Linked DNA regions of Mus musculus: all the other regions are linked to region 1. The links are chromatin loops, found by intact Hi-C in ENCODE. Cell type or tissue: heart. All regions are shown on one strand.

The links. Peaks named below come from ENCODE experiments on the same cell type or tissue, not always from the same donor. Only the 100,000 strongest peaks of a DNase experiment are listed, where the experiment ranks them.
Region 2: a loop joins it to region 1, with 2.4 times the contacts of the local background. A loop is called at or near these places in 4 of 42 quality-filtered maps.
Region 3: it touches region 1 in a loop (4-fold over the local background); 2 of 42 quality-filtered maps call a loop at or near these places.

Annotation. Positions count from the first base shown.
Region 1 is chr12:99,559,841-99,564,840 of GRCm38, reverse strand. Gm26839 (predicted gene, 26839) reads right to left here and starts at 1,000. Exons shown (of 4, transcript NR_136760.1): 1 at 885-1,000. It also overlaps a transcript of Foxn3 not described here. In heart, a CTCF peak has its summit at 2,316; DNase peaks (open chromatin) are centred at 1,170, 2,380, 3,400 and 3,890; H3K4me3 peaks cover 3,886 bases; H3K27ac peaks cover 3,862 bases.
Region 2 is chr12:99,338,546-99,343,545 of GRCm38, reverse strand. It overlaps Foxn3 (forkhead box N3), which reads left to right. Exons shown (of 6, transcript NM_183186.2): 3 at 2,012-2,124. It overlaps 3300002A11Rik (RIKEN cDNA 3300002A11 gene), which reads right to left and starts at 2,515. Exons shown (of 3, transcript NR_166805.1): 1 at 2,321-2,515. RefSeq lists an enhancer at 2,275-4,926. In heart, a CTCF peak has its summit at 2,919 (motif pointing right); a DNase peak (open chromatin) is centred at 2,455; H3K27ac peaks cover 591 bases.
Region 3 is chr12:99,683,349-99,688,348 of GRCm38, reverse strand. No RefSeq gene overlaps it. Among named protein-coding and RNA genes, the nearest start is that of Gm19951, 43 kb to the right of the region's middle. In heart, no CTCF peak of the experiment used is centred here; a DNase peak (open chromatin) is centred at 2,398; H3K27ac peaks cover 253 bases.

The DNA.
Region 1 (5,000 bases):
TTATAATGTTTTAAAAATCTTCTATCGCTGGAAGGGAGAGGCCACAGCACTTCTCAAAGGGACATTTCCTGCTCTCAAAATAGAAGTCAGAAGCCACGGTTTTAGTTTTCTTTTTGGTGTAAACCACAGCACAGGCGGTTGTTGCTATTAGCAGTCTGGCTGAACTGTGACCTTCTAACTTAGACTGTAGGAATCCCTGAAAGAATACTTTTCAGTTGCCAAGCCTTTCAAACAGGTTTCCCCAACTAAAGCACTGTTATCATGAATTAGGGGCTAATGGAATTGTCTTCTTAAAGGAGAACCTGCGAGATTCCAGTTAGGCCACAGTAGAGAGCCAGGAGGGTGGAAGATGGGGTGGAGGTGGGGTTGAGTATGGGTGGGATGGGGGAGGGGCTGGGAGCCATTGGTTTAGTGAACTCTTGCAAGGTAACACACTTGTTCAGAAAGAAACGTAGAATTTTTACAGTCCTTCTAATGGCGCACGAGCTGATTTGTGAATCAATCCAGGATCATAATTTACTTTTGGTTTATGGGATTTGGGAATTTTCGCATTTGTTTTAATTTGTAATTAAGTTTTCTCTACGAGGCACACCATATGCCACCATTAATTCTCTCTAGTTGATTTCTTAGGAGATACATGGGTGCATATTTTGATGTAATTTTAGAGGTCTTTTGAAAATCAGATGACTACGTGGTGAGCCATATGGGGCTTTGTTATTTAAAACACAAATTATAAAGCTAGAGAAAGCAAAATGGAAAAAAAAAAAACCAAAAAACTTCTAACGGGGACAAATTGGGGGGAAACTGGTTTCAAGCGCACAAATTGTCCACTTTTTTTCTCCCCGATATTCTGAAATCTCTGAGGATCCCGCGATGTCTCTTACCTTCTGTGAGCGCACTCTATACCACAGGTGCACGGAGCAACCCTCCCGGCCACGCTTGTGCTTTCCGCCGGGGCTGCAGATTCTAGCATCTGCCTTCTGGGAATTCGGCTGGAGCCAGCGCCTTTCTTTGCACACCCAGGCTTTGGCACTGAGCTCTGCTTTCTCCGCACCCACGGCGGCTCGGCTTTCCCGCTCGTGCTTTCCCAGGGCTCCCCCTCCCCGGCTGCCCCTCAGTACGTGCAGGCTGCAGAGCGGGCCGCGGCCCGGACGGCGAGCGCTAGGACCCAGCAGGACTCCGGGCCCGGGTGGGAGCCGAGCCGCCGACCCCGGGCAGGCGCCGGGCGCTGGAGCCGGGTGTTCCGGCCGCGGTCGGTGCAGCTCGGCTGGGAGACGGCGCGAGCCGGCGGCGGGGCCCCCCGCGAGTCCAGCGCCGCCGCAGCCCCCCAATGCGGCCGCGAGAAGCAGCTGGGGGGCAGGCGATCGAAGGTAAGGAAAATGCGGCTCTCTGGCTGCCTAGCGAGCCTCTGCCCGGGTTAGCATTGTCACCCCGAGCCTCGCTGCCCAGGCTGCCCATTTTGGGGGGCACCCTTGGCTTTTTATCTTAAGGTGTCCGCCCCCATCTGTGCTCCTAGTTTTGGATTGATTTATAGCATGCAGCCCAGAATGGGAAAGATCCAGGGATGGCGAGTTGGTTATTTTCATTAGTTTTTGTCTCAAAAGTAAGTTCATTTAAAAAAGAAAGAAAGAAAAGAAAGAAAAGTTTTTTTCTGGAATTTGTAGATAGCTGGGTTTACATTTTAATTTAAAAAATTAGCAGACAATGGATATTTATAAAAATTACCGAATAATTGATGTAATTCCGTTAATGACTTCGGAGGGAGGCGGCTCTGGAGGGTCCTCAGGCATGACTTGTATTTTCAAGGAACTAACGTGTTAAATGTGGAGTTTGGCTGGGGCAGAGTTACAGCATCGCTGTCGTAACTGTTTTGCTATCAATTATAAACAGAGTGTCTATGGGCAGTTTAAACCTCTTTTTCAAATACCGGAGCTTCATATCCCGGCGTGACATGGACAAACCAGAATGTCCATTGAAGGAAGCAGGAGTGTTTCTGTTTTTGGAGAAAAACGTTGCATTGAGGAGAAAAAAAAAAAAAAAAAAAAAAAAAAAAAAAAAAAAAAACCAGATTCCTAGCCCGGGAGACTATTTTTCATGCTTTGTTTATAGTCTGGGAATGACATTTGGGAAAGGGGAACGCGGTCTTTCTTGGGAGCTTTTAATCGTGGGGGTTATTAATTTATTTAATTTATTAGTTTCAATTGGTTGGGCTCCGGGAGCCTTCCGTCACCAGGTTATGCTAGCGTTGGGACACAGGATTGCGAAGGCGAAACTGCCAGCCCGGAAAGGACTGGACCGGGCTGGTGGAAGCTCCCCGTGGCGCTGTTGTAGGCTGGGTGCTACCGGCTCATTGAGGAAAATGGGGATGGCTCTCGGAGCTGAGGAAGACATCAGTATTTCCCTTTTGTTCCCTGTTTTTTCCATTGATCTCCAGCTCTGCCTTAGCCAGGGGGAGCAGCTCTGAGGGTGCAGAGAGCCCTGAAGACTGCACGAATGTCTGGAGCCCGCTCTAACTCTCACACTGATTGGTCAGTCTGATGGGGACTTAGGAAAACAGTCACCCGAAACCGTCTTTTAAAACCTCGTCTTAATTTCAGATCTGCCGGCTTGTACATGGGTTCCTGCCTGGTTTCTCTTTTGATCTGGGTGCATCTGGCTCGCTCTGGGTGTCTTTATCTTTAATTTTGTGTTGTTGTTTCTATCCAGATAAAGTAGGCCATTTTGGTGACAAATTTCTCTGCAGATGTCAGCTTCTAGCTCGCACTGATAGATGTGGGGCTTCACAGTGATTTCTCTCCATAAGTTGTAGGATGCAAAGTTGCTCAACTTGGAATTAATTTTTCCTAATTTTTTTTTCATCTGAGCATTTAAATAGCTACACCAACAGATGGAAGCTTAACTGTATCATTACTTTGATAATTTAAGTGCCTTGTGAATTAGTATGTTTCTCGCGCTAAATCTAAGTCTTTAGACAGTGGAAGGGAAAACAGACAATGAAAGGCAAGCAATCCCGATCAGCTTGCAGACTATTGCAAGAAATTGTGGCGTCTGCTTTGAGCAGAATACAATTCACATCCAAGAAGGGGCGGGGGTGGGGGGGTCTTTTACCACAGAAGGCAGAATTAGAGATAGGGGATGAAGCGGGATCTCTATAAGACAGCCTGCAGCCTCTCTGGACATCTTCATTTGAGCCTTAAAGTGCCTCATTAAAGAAGCTGGGTCCCAGAAGTTGTTAACCGTATAAACACTTTTCTGATTGGTTTAAATATTTAGACACAGGAAGTAGATGGTATCTAGTAACCCAGGAATGGAGACATGGTTGTCATAGAAACTGAGAAGTGTAACCCCACCCCACCCCCACCACACATGCATTCACTACCATGACCACCACTTAGGGGGGAAAAAAAAAGCCCTGCATGTCATCACAGATGCTTGGAGAACTTGCTGGCTTCTGTTAGCTTTCCCACAACATCTGTTGAAACCTGAGACCATGCCTGTCAAACCAAGGTCATTTTACAACAACAACCAAAAAACAGAGCCCTCTGGATTTCATAACTGTATTTTTATTGAAAATAGTTCAGGGAAGAGCCTGAAAGCCAGTGTGAGCGTTCATGCTTACTTAGCATTTTGGATCCTCTGAGTTAAGCAAGAGGAAGGCTGCAAAGAGTACATTTGAGCCATTAATTGTAGAACTATGTGTCTGCTTCTAGAGGTGTGTCTCTCCTGTTAGAACAAAAGTCCTTTTTTACAGACTTAGAGACCAGAATGCAGCCAGCGGAGGCAGGGTCATTTGGCAAAGGCGTTATGAAGTGTTTCCGGGCTTGCAAGCCGGTTCCAGGTGGAGTTGAGGTGTTTGATCATGAAGGTCTCTGGGGGGTTGGACAGGTTCCCTTGGGCTATGCCTGGTGCTCAGGGGAGCAAAGGGCAGGGTGTTCTTGGTGGCTGAGCAGGGGGAGGAGGTGCTCCTAAGTGGAGCGAGGACCATTTCCAGACTGCAAATATGACTGCCCAGTTGATTAGATGCATTTCCTCTCCCGTGAATGGAGAGCGGTGCTTTCCCGTTTTTGTTTTTGGTTTTTTTATTGAGGCTATTTTGGGTGGGTGGGGCGGTCCTCCAGGCCGTTAGCACACATATCAGCTATATCTTATTCATGGTGAGGAATACCAAGGAGAAAAGTTTAGTCACCTCCTCCAGCGCCCCCTTTTCACTCATTTTGCTAAGCAGAGAATAACCAAACATACCTCTCCTAAATTTTGACTTTGAGGTGCTTCAGTAAAACTTGTCGATATAACAATCAACACAGTGGCTAGAATTTGACCTGTTGTATCCATGACAATCTTTAAATGGTAAGGTGGTTTTTTTTTTTTTTAGTATTTATTATTATTAATTATGCTTAGGTGTATGTATCTGCATGTGGGTGTGGACACATACCAGAAGTCCTTGGAGCTGAAGTTCCGGACTGTTGTGAGCCCTCTCGTGTAGGTGCTGGGATCCGAACACAGGCCCTCTGGAAGAGACCTCTTAACTACTGAGCCATCTCTCCAGCACCCCTTTTAAAATATTTATTTATTTATTTATTTAAGGCAGGATTCCTCTGTGTAGCCCTGGCTGTCCTGGAACTCACTCTGTAGAGCAGGCTGGCCTCAAACTCACAGAGATCCACCTGCCTCTGTCTTCTAAATGCTGAGATTAAAGGTGTACACCACCCCCACCCTGCCAGACTCCTTAATTTCAAGGTCTTTATATTTGTGTTTCAAATAACTTCTCTCCATATGTGGTATATTTAGCACTGCACTGGACCCTTTTCTTAAAAAGGTTTTAAATTTTATTTAAATTGCAGTTTGGTACTTCTAAAAGAATATCACATCTCCCTTGTTTTTCTCAACTGATTGCCTCAAGGAGTGGGGGGAGAGATGAAAGAGTTCCTAAATATGTCTTAATGCTTATTTAATATCCTATATTGATGGTGTAGCAAATAGCTTAGAGCCATGTAGTGTCC
Region 2 (5,000 bases), 220 kb after region 1:
AGTTGCTCACCCAGGAAGGCTGGTTGGGCCCTGATTGCTTTGTTGGGGGGGGGGGGTTCCAGGTGGGTGAAAGATGAAACCTGCCCTGCCTTGACAGCTATCTTTGTTTTGTTTTGTTTTGTTTTGTTTTGTTTTGTTTTGTTTTTGAGACAGGGTTTCTCTGTGTAGCCCTGGCTGTCCCCGGAACTCACTCTGTAGACCAGGCTGGCCTCAAACTCAGAAATCCACCTGCCTCCTTGACAGCCATGTTGATGAAAACAAAGGCCCCTAGTTAGGCGCCTGCTGCTGGGGCCATCTCCTGGCAGAAGTGTTTCTATTGCATCTTGGCTATGGTCTTCCCTGCAGCTTAGGACATGCTGTGCACTGGTCTCCTGGCTCAGGGCTCAACTGAGAGCCTTGGATGAAGAAGGTCAGGCCAGCCCTCCCACCTGCAGCTTGGTGGGTGCTTTGATGGCTTCTTTTACTTCAGTGTGGTAACTCACTGTCTTCCCGGCTCTGCCCACACCTTACCTTTTTAAAGTACACCATGCATCATACTCCACAGGAAGAGATAGAGGGTGTAGAACCTGCTTTACTTGGAAAGTCTGGTCAAACCCTGCAAACTATGCCAGACTTAAAAACATGTACAGGAAAGGAAATAAATGACTTTGAGATCTTTGACTGCCCAGATCATTAAACCCTACAGATATATCTTCAGCATAGATGCTCTGGGACCAGGGACCAGGTGACCGGCATGGTTCTGGGTATGGCCTTTGACCATGAATGACTTTGTAGGACTGCCCTGACCCCAGAACACTGGGAATGGTTCATTCTAGGTGTCCTGCTGCTGTTACACAGGCTTGAGAACTATTTACGAGTGCTGTGAACACACAAGGCTTGTAAGAACACTACTTGGTGACGTGATAACTGAAATGCAGACTAGGAAAATTCTTCAAAGATTTTTTTTTTTTGGAATGGCTTAGATTTAGTGGTCCTTCCATGTGATCTCCTTGTAATTTGCTGCCTCTCTGTGTTAGTTTAAAGGTTTTCATGTTTGCTTTTCTCAATGTTGGAAGACACCACCAGGCTTTGTAGAGGAGAGTGAGGGAAATTACAAAGGAAGCATGGGTGGGGTGGGACTAGGTCATTTAGCTTCTTTTCGTTCCAAATCCGTAAATATTTACTGTTGACCTTCTCAAATGGTTTGGGTACACTGACCCAGTTGAAAGCAGGGCAGGCGAGAGCAGCTGTTCCCCACCCCCACCCACTGTTAAAGCTGATCTCAGACCAATTGCCTCCAGCCAGCCCAAAAGTGGCCTTCAGGGAAAGCTGCCCCCTTCCCCCCAGGGAACAGTTTTAGCCAATTTACACTTTTAAAGTGTGACCTCTTCTAAAGATTCCTAGAGACAAGAGCAGATTGCTGTGAACTGAAGGACACCCCCCCCCCATAAAAATAAAAAATACTTTGAATTCTGGCTTAGGTTTGCTATTGTTGCCAGGTCTTTTGTTTCTGAGGGGAAGGTAATTATAAATTCCATTCCAAGCATAAATGTTCTTTTGTGAGCAAGGGGGACGGGATACCAAAAACAATGAGTGGATTACGTTTCCATTTTTGTAAGATCGTGCCAAGATAATGTGGTTTAAAACAGCTGGGGTTTTTAGAGCAGAGATGGAGCTTCGAAAGGTCTTCTCAGCGCCCATGAACGTCAGCCAAGTTAGAGACTTCTGGACGAGTCTGAATATTCCTCCAGATTCATACTGAGAAATAAGGGATTTTGGGTTGGGGGTAGTTCAGATTTGACAGTCATGTTATTGCATCAACATAATCTGGTAGCTACATGTTCATCTGACCTCATCTACTCGGGGCAAAGAGGAGCAGAGAGCATTTAATGGTGTCCTGTTGTCAGCCTGAGAAATCATTAGCAAATGAACAGGAAACTTTGGAGAATAACTACAATATAGCCCTGTATTTGCCTACCACAAAATTCTCTGTACTGTATTAATATGTTTTCATTTTAATTTTTCTTTGCAGAGTATTGGGAAAGGGTCATTGTGGTGCATCGACCCAGAGTATAGACAAAATCTAATTCAGGCTCTGAAAAAGACACCTTACCACCCACCTCCTACTCCTCAGGCTTATCAAAGGTAAGTGACTCGCACTATCGGGGGTTTTTGTTTTCTTAAAGTCTCCTGGAATTTTGTTATTTTAGCAGAGACAGTCTCTAAAACTAATTTAGTAGGCCGTATGAATGTTTTAAAAATAACTACAGACTAATGGGAAAAAGAATTAAGTCTGATGAGGAGGCACATCCATTGGCTATGCATTTCCTGGGAAGCTTACCGCTTCTGTAGCTCCGACTGAGCGGGTGTGGCTCCGGAAGGGCTCCTGGTAGGTAAATAGCGTCTTCCTGGGTAGAATCGGTTACAGAGGAAAGTGGACAGCTTTTCTATCTCTGCGGGTCACGCTTTGTTGGAATAAGAGCGGTGAGGCACACAGGTGATTCCACCTTCCCATGGCCTGCCTCTAGAGATGTGGAAAGAAGGCAGGCTCGGTTGTTGTCATCCGGTTTCCATGTCGACAGGCTCCTGAGTGATGGGTTTGTTGTGGTTACTAAGTGTTTGTCTTGAGAACCATGGCCACTTTCCCTCCTCACGTGTCTGGCTGTCATGAGACTGAGGTCATGAGTGCATTTTTACAAATATACAATGGGAGGGGTGTTAGGTAGATTGTCACAGTTTAAAAAGCATGTCAGTGCTAAGTTAGAAGAAAGGGCCTTACAGAACAAAGAGCCGGATTTCAACCTGTGGATGGAGTCTTAGCTCTTCACGGTGCTTGTCATCAGGCCCACTAAGAAAGTTTGAAAATTACTTTATTTAAGTGTACAGCTGTTTCACTTTCATTTATGTCTGTGTAGCATTTGAATGCTTGGTGACTGTGGAGGCCAGAAGAGGGCATTGCATCCCCTGGAACTGGAATTACAGGCGATTTGAGCCACTGTGTCAGTGCTAGGAATTGAACCTGGATCCTCTGGAGGAGCAGCCGGTGCTCTTAGATCACTAAACCATCTTTCCAGTCCCCTACCAAGAAGTTCTAGAAGGCATGTAGCAGCATTTCCTTTGTTAACTGGTTAAGAGAAACTGCCAGTGGAGTAGACATTTATGTTAATTGGGAATGGCCCGGTGTCAGAAGGCTGGGGAATTTTACAGTCCACTTGCAGATTTTTCTGTTCTGATGTTTATTCTGCAGGAGGGCACACAGAGTGAGCCTTCCAACGTGGCATTAATGAAGTTCTTGTGCGTTCCATCACAGACCCTAGACAATCAGTCTCCGGCAAGAGACGGGAGAAGCAGCTGGGCTCTATGAGAAGACTGCTGTATGTCTGCCTTTGCTAGGCGATTAGCGTGATGGTAGCCATAGTAACTGGAGTGTCTCCATAGTAACGCGTAGCTGAGACAGGTGCACTTGCATCACAAGGCTGTTTGTTGCCTGGCAAAAGGACAGGCCATTAGTACTTAGACATAAGCTGTTGCCTTAGAAACAAATAACCCTACATAGCAACTACAGTTGGTTCGCAAGGGTATTTTTGGGGGGCTGGGGGAAGGAAGGTTGTAGCTGCTTTTGTCTGTGTTCATAAAAATCAGTGGAAGCATACTTTATTTGAAATGACAACTCGAGGTCATATAGCTGTAGGAGGAAGAGATGGGATTTTCCAGAGCAGCCTAGCCTACATTGTAGGAATGTCCAGAAGGGGAGAGCCATATGCCTGCCTCTCTTCTTGTGATGGTAGCCATTCCTGAAATAGAAGCTGGGATTGGGGTTAGAGAGTTGCTTTTTTATGGGGTTGGTGGGGAGCCTGGCACTAATTATTGCAATACTGTCGATATTCAGTTTCCAAGCCCACCCCACTAGTTTCTCTAGTTTCTCCCTTAGAAGTATGTCACACCCGTTTGCTTCTAGCAAGTTAAAAATGTAAGTGTTATTCACTGGGTCGTGTCATTGGTTCATTTAGGCCAGTGCCTTGTTGCCAAATGTGACCCCCAGGGAAACACTGCAATTATTTAATAATTTGAAGGATTATAATAGAACTCTGGGGGTAGCAAGTAGAATACACACAGGCCAGAGGTATTGTGAGCTGGCTGTAACCTAATGACTTCTCTAGAGTCTTAGCACGGGCATGAAAATGCAGATGAACTAGGGCTTTTACAGTAAATGATTTCCAGATGACCACTTCAGATCCAGTTCTGTCCCTTGCAGTTAACCAGCTCCTTCCATATCAAGGTGCTTAGATGTCAAGTCCATCAGATCACTAGTGAGGCGATTCCAGCCCACATCTTCATGATTTGAATCCAGAGAGCACGGTGCTCTCTCCATGCCTTGGAAAGGGTTTGCTTGAGAAGCCAGCCTATGGTGTGAGAGCTCACACCGAAACTGGTGAAGAATTTCTCTGTACCAGGCCACTTGGTGATGTAATTCCAGGAGGCCGGAAGTGGAACAGCCAGCCATAAACAGATACCAAAATGCTGAGTTAACCTGATCTGGCCAGGTCTACTGTGACTCAAGGGGTCCTTGTCAGCCCCATGTGGAGCCACTGTGAAGGGCACCTGGGTAGTGTTTGGCTTCCACAGAGCTGGTGTTTGGCATGTGAGAGAAGACAGTGATTATACAAGAAGGGCAGCTAATGCTGTCCCTTGCAGGTGTGCTTGGCAGCAGCCCTGGCCTAAGCTGCAGGTGGCTGGAAGCTCTGTGAGGAAATCCAGGAGTCTGAAAACACTGCCCCAAACCTTGTTCCCATCCAAACAGAATGCTAAACATTGCAGTCTGTTGGCTTGCGCCTGTTTTCCAAGATTTTGTTAGAATGTTCCCCTACACCTGTTTTCTCTCTCTTTTTTTTGTCCTAAATACTGTTTTTAACTAAAATTCGAAGAGCCAGGTGAGTTAGCCATTGTATTAATTTACATAGGCCACCCTGACAAAGTGCCACAGCTGAGTGAGTCAGACAGCATCAGGAATTGCCTCTCAC
Region 3 (5,000 bases), 120 kb before region 1:
AAATTTAAAAATTAAAATAAAAAATATATAATATTAGCTGTGATACTCCTACATGGAATGTCAGCAGTCCATACTTATGATTAAAGATTAGAATGGAAAAAAAAAGAAGTAGTGAAGCAGAGCTATAAACCCTCAAAGCCCGCCCCTAGTGACGTAATTCCTCCACCAAGGCTGCACATCCCAGAGGTTTCATAAGCTCCCCCAAACAGCATCAACAACTGAGGAGCAAGTTTTTAAATATACGAACCATTGGGAGGCATTTCTTATTTAAACTACCATAACCACCTACATCAGTCTTTTCTTGATCCATGTGGGGAATGGCTTGGTTAAGGGTATAATTCAATGAGAGTTCTATCCTCAGCATCACCACAAAGAAACAAACAAAGTGGGTGGAAGGAATAAGGAGAATACTACACTCTTAAAAAATGTATGCTTGCTCATGCTCTACCATGGACCAGTTGAATCTACATCTACAGGTTTTGATAGTAAAAGAAAAATTCCAAAGATGCTTTTAGGGTTCAGCTGGAATTGGAAGTTGCTGGTCTAACTGGTTCCTGCCTGTCACTCTTCTCAGCATGGAAGCAATGTTTCTTCCAGGACTGTGGTTCTCAACCTTCCTAACACTGCGACCCTTTAATACACTCCTTCATGTTGTGGTGACAATCCCCTCACACCACCATAAAATTATTTTTGCTGCTACTTCATAACTGTAATTTTGCTACTGTCATGAATCATAATGTAAATATCTGATATGCAGGATATCTGATATGCAATCCCTGTGAAAGGGACCCTTCGACCCGTAAAGGGGTTGCAACATCCGGGTTGAGAACTGCTACCCTAGGCATTCACACCTCCTCCATTGCCGCAGGCCTTAGGGAGCAGACAGACCATCACTGCCCATTCACTACCCAAGTCCTGGCACACAGCACTCTCAGCTCAAACCCCTGTGATCCATCCCGGTAGACCCCGGGTGTGTGTGCTCCATGGATCTTCTGGGCCTTGCCTTCTTGTGATCTGAACGGCACTTGTTCCTGCTGATAACACCCCCTCTTCACAAGCCCCACCTTTGCCTCTGTGACCCCCACTTCCCTGGCTCCCTCCTCCTTTTCGTTGAGCCACCTCAGCCTATTTCATGGGCCCCTTCTCCTGACTTCTCCATTGCTGTCCTCCTGAGGGCTTCTTGACCACTACCCTCTTTGCAGAGGATGGCTTCCATGCCTCCTCCTCCATCTCACATGCCCATCCTGGGCTCCGAAGTTGATGATTGGACAGTTCTGTCTTGTTGCCTTAGAGGCACATCAAACAAAATGTCCCCCAATGGATGCTAATCAGCTATTGCCCCAACCCTTTATCCTGTCTCCCTTGCTTTATTGAATGGCACTAGTTACACAGTTTAAAATGTCAGGAATCATAGTCACTTCCATTTTCCTCCTCCCTCCAACAACCATTCTGTCATAGTCACACCTCTACCTCCTTTCCACCAACAGCTTACTGTCAGATGACCTCATTCAACTCCTCCGTGGGTGGAGGGGATGATCTCATGCCGTCCTCCTGGCTCAGCCGTGTCCTGTTTCAACACATGCTTTGGCCAAAGGGATTCTTTTGATACACAAATAAGACCATGTCAGTCTCCTGCTTCAAATCCTTGCACCCTTCCCCGTGGACTTCCAAATCTAAACTTAGAAAGGTCCACCGGGCAATAATAACTAGTCTTGCCTGCCTCTCCAGTTTCAGCACCTGCTACAGCCAGCAGATGCCCCATGAATCTCTCCACAAACTGCCTACCCACCACCCTGTATCCTCCCTGCCTTCCCTGACAGTCAACGGTCTGCCATTCAGAATTCAGACTTGTGCTTAGAGTTTCCTATCTCCAAGCCATCCTCCTCTTTCTCAGTGTCTGCTCCAAAGCCTAGAAAACAGCAAGTGTTGGAAGGAGTAGGGTCAATAGCAGTATGAATTTTGGAGTCAGGTATACGATTGCAAAGGAGAATTCCAATGCCTTCCGGATCTCATATACATGGGCTTTAAGCGTAGGTTTTTAACAGGAAATTGCACAGGGGCCTCCTGGCAGTTTTAAACAGGATATTCTTATTTTGCCTGTTTTCAGTGTTGTCCTGAAAGAGACCTAGTTTAAGTAGTGTTCTGTGGCTAGGAAATATTTGAAAACCAATGATCTAAATTATTCAAATAAATAGATAAGTACAATACCAACCTCCAACCCCCCTCCGAAAGGAAATCTCCAGATGTTTCCTCCTAGGCAGATTAGGGGTCCCCCTCCCCCAGCACCACGATTTCCTACCTGTCTAAATGGAGTACTCGTTTGTTATATTGGGAGTTTCACCTACTTGCTCCCCACTCCACTCACATGAGTGATTATTGTTTCTGGTGAGTAATATAGACACAGGCTGAGACATTAAGAGATGCCAAGAACCGGCATCCTGCCCCTGTCCTCCAGAGGAGACTGACTTTATGGCTGGCTTCAGCATATGATTCCGGAGATTTCTACGCAGGGGCCACTGCTCTGGAGAACAGGAAGCATATTCCCTTGAGGGAAACAAGGAAGAACAAGTCTTCTCTCCATGGCCACTGGCAGTTTACTGAGACGGTAGCCTCAGAAGACGCCTGGCCCTGCTAGTCAGTGACTGTGACGAATGTCTTCAGGTCAGCTCTTCCAACATCAAAACCAGGTCTTGGCAGGTACCCGTAGCATTTGCTTGGCTCATCTCCAAATATCCATTTAGGCCAACTTGCTCACCCACCAAGTGGTACAGTTTCCTCCTAATACATTGTGGTAATTCAGAAAACACACCACTTAAAATGAGATGCTCTTGGACGGAGGGGAGGGGCACCGGACTTTGTTTTAAGCCTGAAGTGAGTAGTTGGTATTTCAATAAATGTTGGGCCAATTCGCCTTCAAATGGAGAAGAAAAAAAAAAATCCCTACCTTTTTACATCATAGAAATGAAGATCTAAATGGGAAAAAAATTCCAAACTATTAGAATAAATGATAAGGCAACAGCTTCATGAATTTTTGCCGAGAAAGGGTTTTCTTTAAGACAGCATTAAAGAAAAGCAAACTATTAATGGGTCCGTGTCTGATTATACCTAATTAAAACCCTTAATGAATAAGATTAAGAGACACGCTGTAGCCCCAGCAAAGGTATTCACAGAATACCTAGCAGGCAGGATTATTATCAAGAAAGTAGGTAATCCCTACAGATTAGGTAGAAAAAAAAAAAAACAAACTCTTCAACACAAAGGAAAAATAGGTGATGGCTGTGAACCAAAAATGTATAGAATGTAAATATGAATACATAAACATATTCAAATATTTGACTTCAGACATAATTAGGGAATTGCGGTTAATATAATGAGGATTTTTTTCCCCAACCACGCTGGCAGAAATTTTTTAAGTTTGAAAATATCAAATGTAGGCAAGGTTGTGAGGGAGCTGCTATTTCCTTCCCCTGCTGTGGAGGGTGGAACTTGATGTAGCCATGTTTGAGAGCATTTCGGCAGCATCCCATAAATTTGAAAACCCAAATCCTAATGACGTAGCATTTTCTAGTGTGAGCATTCCCCCAGGGGTAGTCTCACACATGTGCACAGATGCATATCTATGCCTAGTTCTTATCTCAATGTGCACTATGGTGAGAAAAAAAATACTCTGGTATCTGACTTCTGTGGACGTAATGGCTGCCTGTAATAGTTTTCTAGTGCAGTTTTCTAGGGGTCACTGTAACAAGTTACAAATTTCTCACAGTCTAGAATCCTAGGCCAGCAGTTAACAGGGTGGTTTGTTTCTTCTGAGGCCTCTTGGCTTGCGGATGGCCACACCGTGCCTTCTCAGTCTTTCTCTGTGCGTGTTCTGTCCTAAGATTTCATTCTTTTACATACACCAGCTAGTTAGGGTCTATTCTGGTGACCTTTTAACGAAGAAACCTTTAAAAACCCTATCTCCAGATACTGAGGAACTAAGGCAGTGGTTTTCAACCTGTAGTTCGTGACCCCCTGGCAGACTTTCATCTCCAAAAATGTTTATATTATGATTCATAACAGTAGCAAAATTACAGTTATGAAGTAGCAACAAAAATAACTTTATAATTGAGGGGTCCCCACGACATGAGGAACTGTATTAAAAGGTCTCAGCATTAGGAACACTGAGAACCACTGCACTGGAGTTAAGACTTTAGTCTGCGAATTTCACGAAGAGACAGTTTAACTCTAACACTGTTCTTCTAGGAGCCAGTGGGCTCCATGGGAAACCTTAGCCTACATCTCAGAAAGCAAAGCCGTGCAGAATGCACGTGACACATTAAGGTTGTAACTGTGGGTCACAGCCCCGTGTGGCATCACTTCACTGAATGGGGAAAGGGGTCGGGAAGCGCTATAACGGTGAAGATTTCTCAATGCGAAGTGACCAACAATTAATTTAAAATGAACCATGTAACAAGTCTGAAGCATGGGGTGACTTCACTGTAGCTTTGAGTCCTGACACATGGTGTGTATGCACGCTTTGTATTGTGTACACCAGCCAGCTGCAAACCAGCCAACACTGTTGGAAACATCTTAGCTCCAACTTGAGACTGTCTGTGATGAGTTGTGTCAGTTATCCTGTACAAAGCTTCTTACTTTTATTGAAACATAATGTTTAAATCATGGAAAACAATGGCATTTAATACCTTTCTACCATCATACCACACATAGCATTTTTGCATAGATTTTTTGCATTTTGTTATGTTAGAATGTTTGATTTTAAAAATCACTATTTGCGATGCTGACTTGAGTTTTACTGAAAGTCATTGAGTGGATTTGTGCTTGGATAAGAACAGACTCTGCAGTAATCCTGCAATGGTAGTGAACGGAGGTCTGCCCCCTTGAGCTGTGTGTTTATGCAAAATAACATTCTCAACAGTTGACTTATAATATCAAAATATTGCTCTACCCTGAAAAATACTGAAAGTGCTCTTTGACCTGAGGTATCAGATATTCAGCCAAGA